Regions from separate parts of the Homo sapiens genome. Here region 2 is linked to region 1. A link is an interaction called in ENCODE POLR2A ChIA-PET data of the cell type or tissue named here. Cell type or tissue: OCI-LY7. All regions are shown on one strand. Links, peaks and the distances in the headings refer to the core of each region. The heading gives the core; the rest is flanking DNA.

Evidence for each region. ChIA-PET counts read pairs that join two places held together with the same protein. Peaks named below come from ENCODE experiments on the same cell type or tissue, not always from the same donor. Only the 100,000 strongest peaks of a DNase experiment are listed, where the experiment ranks them.
Region 2: POLR2A ChIA-PET joins it to region 1 with 5 read pairs; 13 of 35 experiments call an interaction of 5 or more read pairs at or near these places.

What each region holds. Positions count from the first base shown.
Region 1 is chr4:129,098,309-129,102,712 of GRCh38, reverse strand. It overlaps C4orf33 (chromosome 4 open reading frame 33), which reads right to left. Exons shown (of 6, transcript NM_001099783.2): 2 at 1-111. The coding sequence starts at 102. Among named protein-coding and RNA genes, the nearest start is that of C4orf33, 4.4 kb to the right of the region's middle. In OCI-LY7, for the core only: no CTCF peak of the experiment used is centred there; no DNase peak of the experiment used is centred there.
Region 2 is chr4:128,813,590-128,817,993 of GRCh38, reverse strand. The region is part of intron 1 of JADE1 (jade family PHD finger 1); the gene reads right to left. Among named protein-coding and RNA genes, the nearest start is that of JADE1, 6.1 kb to the right of the region's middle. RefSeq lists an enhancer at 3,875-4,404. In OCI-LY7, for the core only: no CTCF peak of the experiment used is centred there; a DNase peak (open chromatin) is centred at 2,243; H3K4me3 peaks cover 1,658 bases; H3K27ac peaks cover 2,051 bases.

The sequences.
Region 1 (4,404 bases), core at 77-4,076:
AATGTCCATCATCACTCCTCTGTCACCTGGATTCAGCCTGATAAATACGGGCTCATGCTTCACTGGAAAACCATCCCAAGTGTGTTCAATTTTAAAATCCATCTGAAGTCTCTAAAAGAAAATATGTTAAAACAAACTCTTTAACAATATACAAATGTTTTCTTTAGTTGGAAATGAAATGAAAATTTCAATGCCAAACAGCAGACGGGAAAGGCAGCAGAGTGGCAAGAGCACAGTCCTGGGAGTCAAAAGGCTATCTTGTGTTGTGCCAAAGCACAGACTCTGAGTTCTAGTCTAAAATAGGTAACTAGTTCCTAGAGGTTTTAAAACTTCTAGATTTAACACTTTTTTATTTAACTTTGTTTTTAATTGCTGCCATAGAAACACTATCGACCTCAACATGAAAAGTGATAAAAGTGTTAAAAGTCTAGATTTGGCTCTAGTGCTGTTGTAAACAGTGCATCAAAATCATTTTTTTAATTGTAATTAAGTCTACTGCAAAAATTGTTAATATACTTAACTGTAACTATAAGCACCATGGGTTCTTATGTCATCCTTTGTCTTTTATTTATTGTAAAGTGTGCAGGTGTCTCAGTTACTGGATCCTCTGGGAATCAAGATCTTTATAATAAAATTCAACTTAGTTAAAAAAAAACTCCATAAATCAGTAGAAGAAGTGCTGTTAACACCTGTTCTTTTGGCCAAAATCCTTTTCTTCATGGGGGTTGGGGATGGGGAGTTCCAATCATTTAAAAGTTAGTAGAGTTGAATTTTGCCTTCCTTTGTCCCAGCATATACACTTTCAGTTTTAATATTTTAACTGTTAAATGACTGCTTGCTTGGTTAATTACCTCTCTCCAACTGAAAAATGGGAACAGAATCTGCAATCATTTAAACTTTGAAATAGACTGAGTACCTACAAAAAAGCAGTTTTTGCATTTTAAATTAGTATTCTAAGTATTCAATAGAAGGACACAGTCTTGTAATGCATTGATAAAATCACATTTTTGAATACTATGGATTGGGCATTTTCTAAACATTGTCTCATTTAATTGCAGTACAAACTTGCAGAGAAACTATTACTGTCCTCATTACAAATGGAACAGATTTGTCCAAGGTCACGTGACTAGCATATCTAGAAATTAAACCAATGTCAACAATGTTTTCCCAGATGAAGACATTTCAGGAATCTGCAAAGAGGTGAAAATTTTATTTTAGGAGTGGTGGACCCCCCAAATTATACTAGATCCTATGTTTTATCCAAAAGATAATCTCACTTAGTACCTGATAACCTTTCCAAACTGTAACTTCTTTTATCTGAAATCTTTGAATGTATTCCTTTGCTTCATAAGTTATTTACAGTCTTTTACTATAATTAATGAAGTTACTAAATTTGGAATAAATTTAATTCAGTGAATACGTATTGAAAACCTCCTACGAGCTAAGCAGTGGGAGATCCAAATGTACAAGCTCTGTGTAACATAAGAAATCCAAGACCTCTAAAAACCTTTCTCTAAAACGTATAGCTTTTACTAATTTTCACTATATGCTCGCAAATTTTACTAGATAATCTCTAAAATTAAACAATTCTGGTATTATAACCCATTTGTAGAAAGCTAATAGCATTTCAGAAGAAATGTTCAGCAACTCATATTCTTCATTATTGATAGAAGCTCAATGAGTGATAAGACTATATAAATTGATTCGGATTTAAGTGGATTGTATGGAATAAAATACCTCAATAATAAATTTATTTTCTTTAGTTGAAACATCAAAGCACATTCTACAAAAAAAATGTGTAATCCTCTATCCTAAATTTTGGTAGTAATAAGTATCCTCATGCAGCATATAGGAAGAAATATGAATAAATCAAGACGTTAGAAATGCTGAATGACTGATTCTGACACCAATAGGCTGAGAGAAAATGCTATTCTCCTAATTTAGAGCTTGATAATTCTTGACAATTTTGGCAATATATACCTTAGCTACTAGGAAGTTCTGGTAGATTCACTTATTCTTCATACAACCACCAAATCCACAAAAATTCTGCATACATTAAAGAGATCCCTATCTTAATCAGTGGGTTTCCACTAGGGACTTCTTAATTCCCAGCACATTCAGGCAATCAATTCTATGTCTAAATGGAATAAAACCATATCCAGTGATATCCAGTGATATCCAGTGATATGCTACTAAAAGTGGCCTATCATTTCCATGCACACATGGTGGGTCTCATGGTCAGAGTGTGGTAGACTTTATAGCAGGTGTGTCCAATATTTTGGCTTCCCTGGACCACATTGGAAGAAGAAGAATGTGTGTCTTGGGCCACACATAAAATGCACTAACACTAACAATAGCTGATGAGCCAAAAAAAAAAAAATCAAAATACAATCCATAATGTTTACGAATTTGTGTTGGGCTGCATTCTAAGCTGTCCTGGGCCACATGTAGTCCATGGGCCTTGGGTTGGACAAGCTTGCATAGGTTTCAAATTACTTCAAAATGTAATTTTATCTGGAAGATAAGAAGTAAAAGATAAAAGCAAAGTTACCATTGTTAAGAATTAGGTAGTGAGTACCTCAAACCTTTCTACTGGTTCCTTCTGCTTTTCCCCCCTAAGGTTTCTTTGAGCATTATTTGAAAATTACTGCAAAAAATAGTGACTAGACTTCCACAAGTAGGGAATAGTGCATGGCTGATCAGTCCAAAGACAGAATATAATTTTGGCTTTAATTGCATAAACAACTTTCGTTTCTTATTGCAATGACAAATTTGTTTTTTTTTTTAAACTTTATATCGCTTAAAGAACACTGACGTCAATCTAAGAATGCATAATATTTATAAAAATTAACCTAAAAAGTATAGTCCGTCCTGCCCAGTAGTTAACAGTCTAGTTTAAAACTAACATAAACTAGAGACAGATGATTCTCCCTCTGTAATCTTCTGAGATTTAACCCCCACAACCTTTCAATTTCTTTGTATTTGAACATGTGTTCATTAAGTAAAGACAACTTAATTGTCAATGTCCTTCACCTCTTGGGCTAGCGCTCCCCTCCTGGTCATTCTCTATTAACCTATACACTGCTCTATTTCTATTCTTACATGGCAATTACATGGCATTACATATTTGTTTATTGACTCCCTGAACCCAGCTAGAATGCCTATAAGTGATGGTTACTATTTATTTGTTGAGTGAATAATTTTTCTAGTCCCTGGATCTAACACTCTAGATTTTGTGCAGGAGAAATCTACTGTGTTCGTGGTATCATCATCTCATTTAACACTACATATCAGATCAATACAATGGCTAATAACAAAGATAATAAGCCCAGAAATTCCCTTCAATTTAGTTTATCAAGCATTTATTAAGCACTCATCTTATTTCAGGTACCATACCAGGTGCTGGGGAAATAATATATAATAAGTCTACAGGAGTTTGGGATGGTTCTCATGTAACTAATCAATGAGGTACCCGTTTCCAACATCAGTTGGTTCATTTTGCAGTCCAATTTAATTCAGTGGGATCCTTATACCAAAGTAAGTTTTAGATGAATCAAAGATTTAAACATAAAAATCAAAATCATATAAAAACAGGAAATAAAAAGAGAGTTAAATAAAATCTTATAGTAGTAAGGTAGGAGATGAGCTGGGCTTGTTTTCTGAGCACCAAGGTCCCACTGATTGAAACAGAATCTTATCAAAACAAGATGCAGCAAAGAAACTGGCCACAACCAGCTAAAACCAAGATGGCAACAAAAGTGATCTCTAGTTGCCCTCACTGCTCATTATACATTAATTATAATGCAGTAGCATGCAAAAAAAAACTCCCAACAGTGGCATGACAGTTTACAAATGCCATGGCAACTCCTAGAAGTTACCTTATATGGTTTAAAAAAGGGAGGAACTCTCAGTTCTGGGAACCCTTCCTACTTTTCTGGAAAATGCATGAATAACCCACCCCTTATTTAGCATATAACCAGGGAATTGTATGTATACAGCTGGCCAACAATTCATGGGAGCTGCTGCTCCTACTCTGTCTATGGAGCAGCCATTTTCCTGTAGTTTGTTGCTCTGATAAACTTGCTTTAGCTTGTGAATCCTTTCCTGCATGAAGCCAAGAACTCTCCTGGGCTGAGCCCCAAATCTGGGCTTTCCCTGCATTAGTAGAGAAAACCTTTTAAAATACAAACCAAAACCCAAACATTTTACTACATAAATATAGCAAAACTAACATGGATGCAGCTGGAGGCTATTATTCTAAGCAAATTCATGAAAGTACAGAAAACCAAATACCACATATTTTCACTTATAAGTGGAAATTAAACAGTAGGTACTCATGGACATAAAGATGGCAACAACAGACACTGGGGACTACTAGAGGGGGGAGGGAAGAAAGGGGCAAGG
Region 2 (4,404 bases), core at 278-4,277, 280 kb after region 1:
ACAAGTTTTAAAAACTTCTAACAGGCTTCTTATTTGATTTTCAAGTTAATGACCAATAAGCAGAAAAATCACTGTTCTCAACAGGCATTTTAACTACAATACATGGTAACAGTGGCAGTAAAAGGATCACAGAGAAATCATAAAAAGAAGTCACCAGAATTTAAACACTTAAACTAGAATCCAAGGATGTGCTTAAGGAAACACCCATGTTTTCTGGGGGAGAGCTTCCATGGGTTTCAGTGTCAAGTGTCCCCAACTTAAAAAGTTACAACCACCAACACTCAGCCTCTATATGTTAAGTGCATCATGGCATTTCCACATGGAAGTAACTGATGCTCGTAAAGATTATGACAAAGAGTAATCAATAAAAAATTTAAATTGCATTTAGTGTACTTTGTGCTAAATTAAAGCAAGCCATGAAGTTCAACCTCAAGCAACTTGCTAATAACATTGCTATTTCTTGTTCCTTACCCTGGTTTAAGTGGGAAACAAACAAACAAAAAGATTATTTTATGCCTCAGTGTGGACCCACACCACTGAAATCTTCACTTAAAGTAAGTCCTTATAAACTCTCATGGAAGATGCCATGAATTCTCAAAATAATAAAATCTCCTGCACAGGAGACACTAAATGATCAATAGTTTAAAATATTACTTCCACCAGCCACACAGGTGCACACTTGTAATCGCAGTTAGGAAGCCAGGGCGGGAGGACTCAGCTCTGGAGTTCAAGACTAGCCTGGGCAACCTGAGCAACATAGTGAAACCTCATCTCTCTAACAAAAAATACAAAGAGACAGATGTCAATTGTGAGCGCTTTCAAAGTAATAGAAAACTGGCCAGTCATGGTGGTTCACACCTGTAATCTAGCACTTTGGGAGGCCGAGGTAGGTGGGTCACTTGAGGTCAGGAGTTTGAGACCAGCCTGGCCAACATGGTAAAACCCCGTCTCTACTAAAAATACAAAAATTAGACAGACACGGCGGCATGCGCCTGTGATCCCAGCTACTCCGGAGGCTGACTCACTTGAACCCACTGCAGTGAGCCGAGATCCCACCACTGCACTCCACCCTGGGTGACAGAGCAAGAACTTGTCTCAAAAAAAAAAAAAGAGAGAGAAAATGTAGTTTACTTCCCTCAACAAGTAAGCCCAAAAAAATCTAAGGTTTTAAAAATTAACTTTCTTCAACTGCTCTCTATCACATTATGTCCTACCTCTACCTGAAGAACTAAAGGCAAAAAGTAAATACTGAATTCGTTTTAGAGTAACCAAAATTTGGTCACTGAACATTTACTGTGTGCACATCGTACACTATGGGTCTAAGGGATTAAACGTAAAAATACATGGCCCCTTTCCTAGTGATAAAGGCTTTCCAGTCCAAGTCTGGTAATCTTTATGTTTGTGCTTTGAGGTGAGGAAAGGATCCTTAATAATCATTCAAGTCCTGGGCTAGGAAAGGCCCCATCATAGCCAAAGTTTTTAGCATCAATTTCTTCCATTCTATTCCATGACACCCAACCTTAAACTTACAAATTGTCACTTCTATGTGTAATTAAAAAGGCCCTCCAAGGTCATTTTCTTGCATTTATTAGGAGAGCAGAGTAACTTGCTTCATCAGGGCTATGAACTGCAAAAAAAGAAAAAATAAAAATAATGCATACACCCTCATGATCACAAACCAAAGTTTTCATATGAGAAATACACTAGGCAAAGGACAATAGACTCAATAGACTCAACTAAATCTCAACTTCTGAGATATTACATTCCACAAACATAAAAAGAATTGTCCAGATTGTAAATACATGGTCATATAAAGTGCTGCAAGGACTTGAAAACGGAGAAAACAGATTTAAGACTTTTAAGGAAACAACTTACCTGTCTCAGGAATTAAAATACTTTCCTAATTTAAGATTGCTGATACCTTCTAAGAAACCAGAAACTCCAAGCAAACCCACCCTTCATGTTTAAAAAAAAAAAAAAAGTATTGTTGAATATGGTGCCAATTCTCTAAAGGCTTGTACAAGGGAGGAAATAAGTTTAAACGTGACGTAACTTTCACCGTTTTAACAATCAAGCTAAACCTCTTAATGCCAACCCAAATAAAAAGCAAGGTGTGTTCGCTAATATGTCATATTTCCCTCTATAACTGTTTTATAAACCTCACAGGAAAACCAGTTTTATAATGCAAATTCTGACAGACCATTAACTGTAATGCTGTAACAGGTGCCCCATAATACTAAATGACAGGGAAGAGCTTCACAAACAAGAAAGTAAAGCAGCAAGCAGAACTGTGACAGATTCCTATGCCTCCTCTTCTCTGACCAAACCCTAAAGAGACAGGATGTAATCTGTATTTGATATCTTGATGTTTACTGTTCCAACCACCTCAGTACTGAAACACAAACATCTGATAAATCTTTTTCCAACAAGTCTGTGGAAAGTAACATCAAGCAAGCAGATGATCTCCAAATTTAAGATTTCCAAATTACAATAAATACCATTTGGATTTCCTGCTTTTTTAAAATCCAGGCAACTTTATTTCCAAAGGCTTGCCTCCTCAGTGTCAGATATTCTGTCAAAAAGTTACTTAAGATTGCCGGGCACGGTGGCTCACGCCTGTAACCCCAGAACTTTGGGAGGCTGAGGCGGGCGGATCACGAGGTCAGGAGATCGAGACCATCCTGGCTAACACGGTGAAACCCCGTCTTAATAAAAATACAAAAAAATTAGCTGGGCATGGTGGCGGGTGCCTGTAGTCCCAGCTACTCTGGAGGCTGAGGCAGGAGAATGGCGTGAACCCGCGAGGCGGAGCTTACAGGGAGGCGGAGCTTACAGGGAGGCGGAGCTTACAGGGAGGCGGAGCTTACAGGGAGCCGAGATCGCACCCCTGCACTCCAGCCTGGGTGACAGAGCAAGCCTCCGTCTCAAAAAAAAAAAAAAAAAGTTACTTAAGATTAAAATCGACTTAAGGGAAACAACCAAATGCAATAAATGGTCCTTTATTAGGCAGTGGTTTAGACAAAGCTTCTCTATTACAGTCTGGGGCTAAATGGGGAAATCTGGACATGTTACAGTAATAGATTATATTAAAACTAACCAAGCTAGCTGACAGAAAAAAAAAAGGTCCTCAGAGCTGGGTGCGGTGGCTCACGCCTGTAATCCCAGCACTTTGGGAGGCCGAGGCAGGTGGATCACCTGAGGTCAGGAGTTCAAGACCAGCCTGACAAACATGGTGAAAACCCGTCTCTACTAAAAATACAAAAAATTAGCTGGGCGTGGTGGCGGGAGCCTGTAATCCCAGCTACTCAGGAGGCTGAGGCAGGAGAATCGCTTGAACCTGGGAGGCATAGGTTGCAGTGAGATCCCACCATTGCACTCCAGCCTGGGCAACATGAGCAAAACTTCATCTCAAAAAAAAAAAAAAAAGAAAAAATCCTTACAGATGGTATATTCATGTATCTCATTTTTATTAAAACACACATGCACATGCATAGAAAATTATCTGAAAAGTAATACAGTAGTCATCTATGGATGGTAGCAATTTGTTTTTATATTTGTTTCCTTGTATTTTCTAATTTTCAAAAACGTACATGTAACACTACTTGTGTAATAACTTTTTAACAGCTAAAGTCAAAAATTAATATCGGTCACGTGCCTACTATACGTAAGACGCAATGGAAATCTGCTTTTACTCTCACCTAGTCCTCCAAGTTTGTTTTTTAGGTCATCTTTCTTCTCCAACCCCCTAGGCTAAGCAACAAAACACATTTCCTCAAACTCCAATAGGTTTTCTCCCTCTAGTTTCACCCAGACACACATACTTTTCATTGCTGTCCCTGTATAGCTACTCTTTCAACCTGGATAACTAATATAAGCACAGCACTGGTTTACAGGCAGAAAACCAGTCAAGTGAAGCGGGGAGAACTAAGAAGGTGGGTTTTTTTTTTTTCTTTTAAATGAACACATATCTACCTTTGTTAAAGCTAAAATATATGTGCAGCCAACCCAACTTTTACTAGTAAGCAGTCTGTACTCTTAAAGGTGGAATCAAGTTCAAGTTCTACCTTACTTTCAGACACTCCCATTATCTCTGCTAAATAGGGACCAAAGGAAATAGCAGGAAACCTAACACTTAAACAGCTTAAAATTATATTTATTCTACACATTAAAATGACAATGCCAAGTAAAAGACACTTATAGAAGTATCCAAACTTTGAAGAAGACAGCAAAATACCAAGCAGAAAGTCATCTGATTTACAAGTGACCGTAAGCAGGCTGGGCGTGGTGGCTCACGCCTGTAATCCCAGCACTTTGAGAGGCCGGGGCGGGCGGATCACGAGGTCAGGAGTTCGAGACCAGCCTGGCTAATATGGTGAAACCCCGTCTCTACTAAAAATACAAAAA